Linked DNA regions of Mus musculus: region 2 is linked to region 1. A link is a contact called in ENCODE POLR2A ChIA-PET data. All regions are on one chromosome and are shown on one strand. Each heading gives the region's core, a stretch centred on a gene start or an enhancer-like site at or near the end of the contact. The rest is flanking DNA. Distances are from core to core; before and after follow the strand shown. Region 1 overlaps Neat1 (nuclear paraspeckle assembly transcript 1 (non-protein coding)). Region 2 holds the start of Frmd8 (FERM domain containing 8).

Region 1 (3,742 bases), core at 605-3,104:
ACCTTTACTCTTAGCACTAGGGAGGCAAAGGGCAGCAGATCTCTGAGTTTGATGTCAGCCTAGTCTACAGAGCAAGTTCTAAAACACCCAAGGCTACACAGAGAGACCTTGTTTCAAAAAAAGGGGAAAAAAAGTAAATAAAAAGAAAAAAAGTAATTTGGTTTTTAAAATGTGGTTGTTATAGGAGGGCATGATGGTGCCAGCTTCTCCTCTCAGCTACACAAGAAACTGAGGCAGTTGGCTTGTGCTCAAAGTCAGTCAAGCTAGTAGGCCCGATCTCAAGGCAGTAAAAGCTGACGAGAATATAATATAATATATAATAGAATATAATATACAAGGCCCTGGATTGAATTTCCAATATAGCAAAAAATAAATTTAAAAGATGAGCACAACAGGCTTGTATTTAAAACACTCTGACAACTGGTAAATTTTATAAGTAATGAAAGTGTGGGGGTGGGGCTCGAAGTCCAGCCACACTGCCCAAGCAGCCGAGTTCCCAGGAGTGTGCCCAAGCAGCCGAGTTCCCAGGAGTGTGCCCAAGCAGAGTTCCCAGGAGTGTGCCCAAGCAGAGTTCCCAGGAGTGTGCCCAAGCAGAGTTCCCAGGAGTGTACCCAAGCAGCCGAGTTCCCAGGAGTGTGCCCAAGCAGAGTTCCCAGGAGTGTGCCCAAGCCGAGTTCCCAGGAGTGTGCCCAAGCGGAGTTCCCAGGAGTGTGCCTTTGCCAGCTTGGTTCAGGAACACTGCTTCCTTTTCTGGAGTTAGGTACAACTATAAATATCGGTGACGCAGCTAGAGATGACTGTGACTGAGGCTCCCAAGCCTGCGTCAGTGATTGTCACCAGCTGTGGGTGGCTTCCGACAGCGCTAAAATGTGTGGGACTCTAATTAGGTCCAGAAGGAGGAGCTTCTAGGTAAATTGGTTAGGATATTCCAGGCGGGGACTCTGGAGGTAGAGCAGTAGTTCTAACTGACAGGATCTTGACCAGGATTAGACTTGGGGCTCACACAGTGGAGAGATGCCTAAGGCGAGAGGTCAGGGTCAGAGCTGAGCCTCGAGGCTGAAATTCCTGAGGCAGAAAAAAGTCCAGGCTGTGGACCTCATGTGCCCTCCAGGTGGGGACCACAAAGCTGCTCTTTGTTGCAAGAGGCACAGAGCATCCTGACCCGGTCTTTTCAGAAGGTTGGAGCTGGGATCCCACAGGCACAGTGCCAGGCTAAGGCTGGCACTGTGCCCATTGTGCCCCGGAAACCCTACCACTGCTCAGATTGATGCCCCCCAGTCTCTCTCCCGCTTTATTAATTGACAACTGGATGTCCAGAGCCAAGGTATCCTGAGCGCCATGGGTCTAAGTTGTCATTCTAGAATTCCTTCTAGAGTCAGTGGGGAGCTGCAGCAGTGTGGGGTACCTATAGAGAAGACTGTTAGGACATAGGCTCAGGCCAATAGGAAGTCCTTACCAGCTGGTTGGCAACTACACGGGGTGCTCAGGATCCCAGTGTAGGCCCGAGCCTTTCTCAGGTGAAATTTTAAGCACAAACCCCCCGGGTTTCTGGGTTGATGTACTTCGGTTAACGAGATCAGTTACACAGAAGCAAAAAACTACAGAAGCCAAAAAACAAGGTTGGTAGTACATTTAGAGACTTTCCCAAAACTATAGATTTTGATGAGAGAACTGCTGTCTTAAGAGTTACTACTGCTGTGATGAAACATCATGACCACAGCAACTTGGGGAAGAAAGGGTTACGTGTCCTAAGTCAGAGCCTATGGTGGGAAGCCAAGGCTTCAAAGAGCTCAGGAACCAGCTGGGAGGGAGGAGCTGACGTTGAGGCGGCAGTGCGCTGCTTGCTGCTTACCGCTAGCTTGCTCATCAGAGTCAAGGACCACCAGCGCAGGGCCAGCACCACCCACGAGAGGCTGCTGGGCCCTCCCAACTCAGTTCTTACTGAGAAAATGCCCAACATGCCTGCCTATAGTCAGATCTCATGGAGGCCATTTTCTCAACTGTGGCGCCTTCCTCTCAAGTGACTCTAGCTTGTGTGTCAGGTTGACAGACTAGCCGGAGACCTGCCTTCTCCAGCCCAGATCCTCCTGCTTCAGCCTCTAGATGCTGAGATCACAGTTGTTTGCATGACTCAGCTGGCTAGGGAACTGCAAGGCCTGTCTTGCTCACTCCCCTGCACAGTCAGGCCCAGGTGTTCTCTGCTACTCTCTGGCTTAGTTTCCAAACATAGCAAACATGAATGTATCCTCAGAAGTTTCAAGAAGGGTAGCTGGGAGGGAGGCCCAGGTGTTCTCTGCTACTCTCTGGCTTAGTTTCCAAACATAGCAAACATGAATGTATCCTCAGAAGTTTCAAGAAGGGTAGCTGGGAGGGAGGGCCAGCTGTGCTACCTCAGGACCCTGAATTGGGAATCGCTGGAATCTACCTAAATGGTTAGTAGTGGTCCTACATGTCGTAACCTTAAAGCTGAGGGTGCGGAGGCAGGCAAATCCCAGAGCTTGTTGGCCAGCATCTTTGACAACTGCTGAGCTCCTATTTAGTTAGACGTGGAGAGCCTGTCTCCAGAGTCTCATGGACTTTGATAGTAAAAGAGAGCCTCAGGTTCTGGCCTCATGGTGCACTCGGTCCCTGAAGGCATCTCAAGGATTCCAAATGCTGTATCCATCAAACACCAGCAGCCTGGAAGGAAAGCCCAGAAAGAGAGGGTAGAACAGTCAGCCAGCAGAACTATGAAGAGAGACGAGACAACCAAGGAGTCAAAGGACTAGACAGAAACCACAGTTAAGACGCCAGGTGCTGAAGGTCACTGAACTCAGGAACTGGTGATCTGCTGGCGCTTACGAGGGAGAGAAAGACAGTGTAGATTCTGGCCCAGTTCAGCTTTAATGCCACTGTGAGAAAAGCTGTGACCTGGGTTTGTCTCCATACCCTGAACTGGAAGAGATATAAGCTATCATGCGGCTCACAGTGGCCTCCTGCTTTTGCAAAGGACACAGAGGGCCTGGCAGAACCCTGGGCAACTGCCAAACTTTCTCCTAGGAACTGCTAAGTCCTTTGGGGAACAGGAAAGAGGGGCCTGGAGCCAGAGCAGGAAGGAAGCACGGTACTGCAGGGACTCGAACCCTGGCCCGAGGTGCGGGCGTGCCGCCACCAGTGCCTTTTGCTTTTTCCTGCTCACGTTCGTTCTCTCAGACAAAGGTGAAAAGCAAAACCTGAGCGCGGCCATGAGCCGCGGTCAGGAAAAGAAACACCTGCGGCGGCTCCGTGCCCCTCCCAGGCTCACTCCTGCCGGTCCTGATGCCCTGCCAAAGGCTCCAGGGGACTCATGTCCCCCTGCCTCCAAGTGAGTGTTCCCCACCCTACATGAGAAGTGCATGCATGAAATCAGACTCCAAAAAATGAACCACAAGTCACAGCCTAATTGCTCTGAGACAGGGTCTGGTGCAGTAAGCTCTGTGTGTGTAGACACTCCCTAAGCCACCCGAGGGCTGCCTCTGTGTGGTGGGGAGGTAGGAGAGGGGAAGAGGGTTGCTATTCTCATTTTATACTTTTCCCACGGCTTCCAACTTTATGCCAATAACTCACAATTAAACAGGTCTCAGAACTAAGGGAGCTTTCAACACTTGGGCTAACTCAAGTGCAGTGAGCGAACGGGTTCTCCAAACCTGCTGGGTCCTGGCTACCTATGTCACACAGATGAGTGAGTCCACCTGCCTTCCATTCTCTGAGCTTGTGGTCACAG
Region 2 (3,742 bases), core at 631-3,130, 52 kb after region 1:
CATCGGCTGCTGGAATACGGGTCGGGCAGGGTCGGGTGAGGTCCAATCAGCATTTCCCACCACCCCTTTGCTCCTTATCACGAGCCAGGCCACACTGACACATCGTGACGCTACGGCTTACGGTGACATACATCTGCAGTCCAAGACAGGACGCAGGAGGCTAAAGCTGGAGGATTCCAAGTCCCAGGTCAGCCTGGGCTACATAGCAAGACCCAGTATTTTAAAAATAAACAAATAAAAAATGCTGCCTTCAAGGACCTCAAACCATCCAGAAACTCGGGCCAGGTACCAGCCCCATTTCACCCCTGAGGCTCAAAGTAGGGTGATAAAAACCACCCCCCTTCCTCTGCAGCACCAAAATATTGTTGTTTCCAATATTTCTCAGGTGGAGAAACAACACGGGGTAACCCATCCTGAGGTGACAGTTCCCTATCAGGCTGGGAACAAGGCCAACTAGTGACCTGACTCTGACTGGGTCTGACTAGGAGGACAATGAGGATTTCTAAGGCCACCTTGGGTTACAGCAGGTTCCAGGTCTCGGCTTCACTGGGACTCTTCAAAACTTTAAGAATCAATGCTGTGGCTTCTGCAGATAGCTTTAAGCAGTCCAGGAAAGAATAAACAACTCAAACAGCCAGTGTTCCCTTATAACAAGCTGGATTCCCATTTGAAGCCAGAGCCAAAGATGCTTGGCAGGTTGGCCAGACTCAAATTCCCCATCCCTGAACTACAGGCGCAGTAAAGGAGCATGGAGTGTGGAGGCCTCGTTCTCAGCCTGCATCCTTTTCTGACTCTGTGATCCAGCTGTAAATCTGTAAAAACAGTTAATAGCGCTTCTTCAAAAGGTCACCGCCAATCCAGTACGGCTGGTGAGAGTGGACATCATAATGAAGGAGCTTTTGAGATTCTGGTCTTTTCTGCTCCAACAGCTACTTGGAGAGACCAGGAGACTGGCTCAGATCCACTTTACAGGCAGAAAAACCAGCCCTGAAGGGTCAAGTTCATGATCAACCTTGGTCTGCTCCAGTAGTCTGAGACCTAACAACCTCTCTAGGTCCTAATTTCCTCCCAATAAAATGAAGAGGTGGAGAATCCCTGCTTTCAAAGAGCTGTCTGCAAAAAAAGAAATGGGACAAAGGAAGTGGTGCCCTTTTCCAATCATGTGTCTTCATTTGAAAACAAGAGAAAGTTCAGGAGTGTGGCTCAGTCACTAAGCTAGAGACAGATCTCAGCTAAGTCCTTTGATTTCTGAGTCCGCCACATCTAAACAAATCTTATTATTTACTACATGATTAACTTACTGAAAAAGACAAACTGGAGTCACGTCCCCAGGCTGGAACCAAAGAGTTCAAAAGAGATGAAAGAAGAAAGTAGAGACCTACCTCGGGCACCCACTGAAGAGACGCTACTTCGGTGGGACCGCTCCGCAGGGCCGGGCTGCCCCGCGTTGCCTTCTGCCCCCTCCATCTGCAAAAAGAACTCTAGACAATTAATGGGGGGGGGGTCTTAAGGAGATGGTCTCCTCAAGCTCTCAACCAAGAAGCAAAGGGGTCTCGGTCTACAATTCTTAACCTATGTTCAGGGATCAAATGTGTAGGGTGAAAGTAGAGAGTGACCCTCAGCCGAGTGCAGATCGGGTGGGCTGAGTCAGGGAAGTGACCGTCAGGTGCAGGGGTCTCAAGTTTCTCAAGAAATGGCCAAACAAGTCGGGACGCGCCCCTGTCCAGGGCGGGGACACGGGCAGGGTGTGGCTACGCTCTCACCTTGCAGGGTCGCAGAGCCCACTGCCTCACTCCAGAATGCCACCCGACTCAGGCCTCCAGTTCTGGACCCACCACCACACCGGCCGGCGGGGTCTCCGGTCCTGCCCAGGGTCGATTCGCAGGCGTTACGCCGCAGAAGCTGCCGCGGGAGGAAGCACAAACCCGAGGCCCCGCCTCTCCGACTGAAGGAGCCAATCGGAGCCAGAAGCCTCGGCGCACGCGTACTCCCGCATTTCGATCTTTGGTCCTTCCTACCCACCCTGGTTCCCAGCTTACTTAGATCACGCAAGTCTCAAAGACCCGGTCTAGCCACGCCCCCGAGTCCTGTATTGTCCCTCTCCCGTCGCCCTCACTCCCCGCACAGCCAACTACATGAGTAGTGTTGCTTCATGCATAAGACCCTTGGTCTGTAATAGGATGTGGGGAAGATTCATTAGAACCAAGGATGAGGGCAAGAGCTGTGCAGCTACCGCTCCGTGTGACTTGACTGGGCCCCTCTCTAAAATGACCCACCTTGTGGGTGGATGGTGCCGCAGTCCTCTCAGGCCTGTTCTGAAGGCCTGAAGGGGTACTGGCTCTTGGCCTTGGGTAGGAATCGGGGCCCTGGACAAGTCCCTTCCCAGCTAGATCTGTTTTTCACCTGTAGCATGAGATTGGACTGAATGACTCCCAACAATCCCTTTCACTCTCATTACGAATGTAGGTTGGAAACATGGGACTTGCTGTGCTTCCAGGGTGCAGTCACATAAGCCTGGCTGTCTTAGAGACATAGCCTCCAAGATCCCGAAGTGCCAGGCATTGTGCTTCCCAAAATCTTATCACCAAATTGTTCTGACAAACCATCACGTGTGTGCCTAAGGCCTGGAATGTATGGAGAAAAACAAGTCCATATACATGCCACTTGAGCCAGAAATTGTTCCTGGTGCCAGCAGTCACTTGGGATCTGGTGCAGGGACGTGAGTTCTCCTTGCCACTTGGTTTCTTTGCTGGAAAGCAGATGAAAGCTCCTGCCTTCAGTATTTGTTTTTGTTTTGTAGAGTTTTCAATTTAGTTCATTTAGGGACAAACTTAATGGCACACAAGCCTTTAATCCTAGCAGAGAGAGGCAGAGACAGGCAGATCTCTGATTTCCAGAGCACACAGAGCTATACAGTGAGACCCTGTATGGGGGGCAGGAGGGTGGGGACAAGCAAAACTGTAGTAGGCAGGCCAACCATGGAAGCAAATAATCCTACCACTTGGATGCTGGAGACAGGAGGATCAGCACGAGTCAAGGCCAAACTTGGTCACACAGCTAGTCCAAAGTTAGCCTCGGATATGTGAGGCTCTATCTCTAAAACAAACAAACAAACAAACAAACAAACAAAAACTACCAAGACAAAAACAAAACAACAAAAGAACAAATATTACAGAAGGCCTCAGCATTGCTATAGAAGACATAAACCACTATAGGCGGAGAGGAGGAATCTTCAGTTCCTTCTTATCCACCATGTGCTGCACATGGGCCAAGCCCTTTTCTCTCTGTCACTTGCCATCTTATGGGCTCTGTAAATGGAACCAAGAGGATTAGTAGCTACCATTTATGTGTTGGATACTTAAAAAAAATCTCTCTCTCTCTCTCTCTCTCTCTCTCTCTCTCTCTCCGTCTCTGTGTGTGTCTGTGTGTGTTCAACCCAGGCCTTGTACATGTAAACTGAGCACTCTACTCCTGAGCTACACCTGAAAGAAACAGGTAGGGAAAACACTCAGCCACACAAATCTTACAAGATTGAAAGTGTGTGTATGTGTGTGTGTGTGCATGTGTGTGTGTGTGTGTGTGTGTGTGTGTGTGTGTAATTTTAGAGTCTACCCATGAGAAAGTGTGATGCTGGTGGTCTTTCTGAGGTCAGCTTACTTTGTTTCCCATAATAATCTTCTACTTCTGCCCAGTTGCTTGCAAGTGACACCATGTTAGTGTCCTTTACACCCTAAAACTGCGT

The links. ChIA-PET counts read pairs that join two places held with the same protein, here RNA polymerase II (POLR2A).
Region 2: POLR2A ChIA-PET joins it to region 1 with 17 read pairs in Patski. The contact joins the promoter of Frmd8 here to the enhancer-like site in region 1. POLR2A ChIA-PET finds 5 or more read pairs at or near these places in 4 of 5 experiments (Patski and embryonic stem cell).

Annotation. Positions count from the first base shown.
Region 1 is chr19:5,821,550-5,825,291 of GRCm38, forward strand. It overlaps Neat1 (nuclear paraspeckle assembly transcript 1 (non-protein coding)), which reads right to left. Exons shown (of 1, transcript NR_131212.1): 1 at 3,159-3,742. Among named protein-coding and RNA genes, the nearest start is that of Malat1, 21 kb to the left of the region's middle. Within about 2 kb of position 1,855, at least 2 of the 3 ENCODE cell types and tissues checked have a DNase peak (open chromatin) inside an H3K27ac peak, as active enhancers do.
Region 2 is chr19:5,873,328-5,877,069 of GRCm38, forward strand. Frmd8 (FERM domain containing 8) reads right to left here and starts at 1,881. Exons shown (of 11, transcript NM_026169.4): 1 at 1,764-1,881; 2 at 1,383-1,467; 3 at 1-9. The coding sequence starts at 1,467.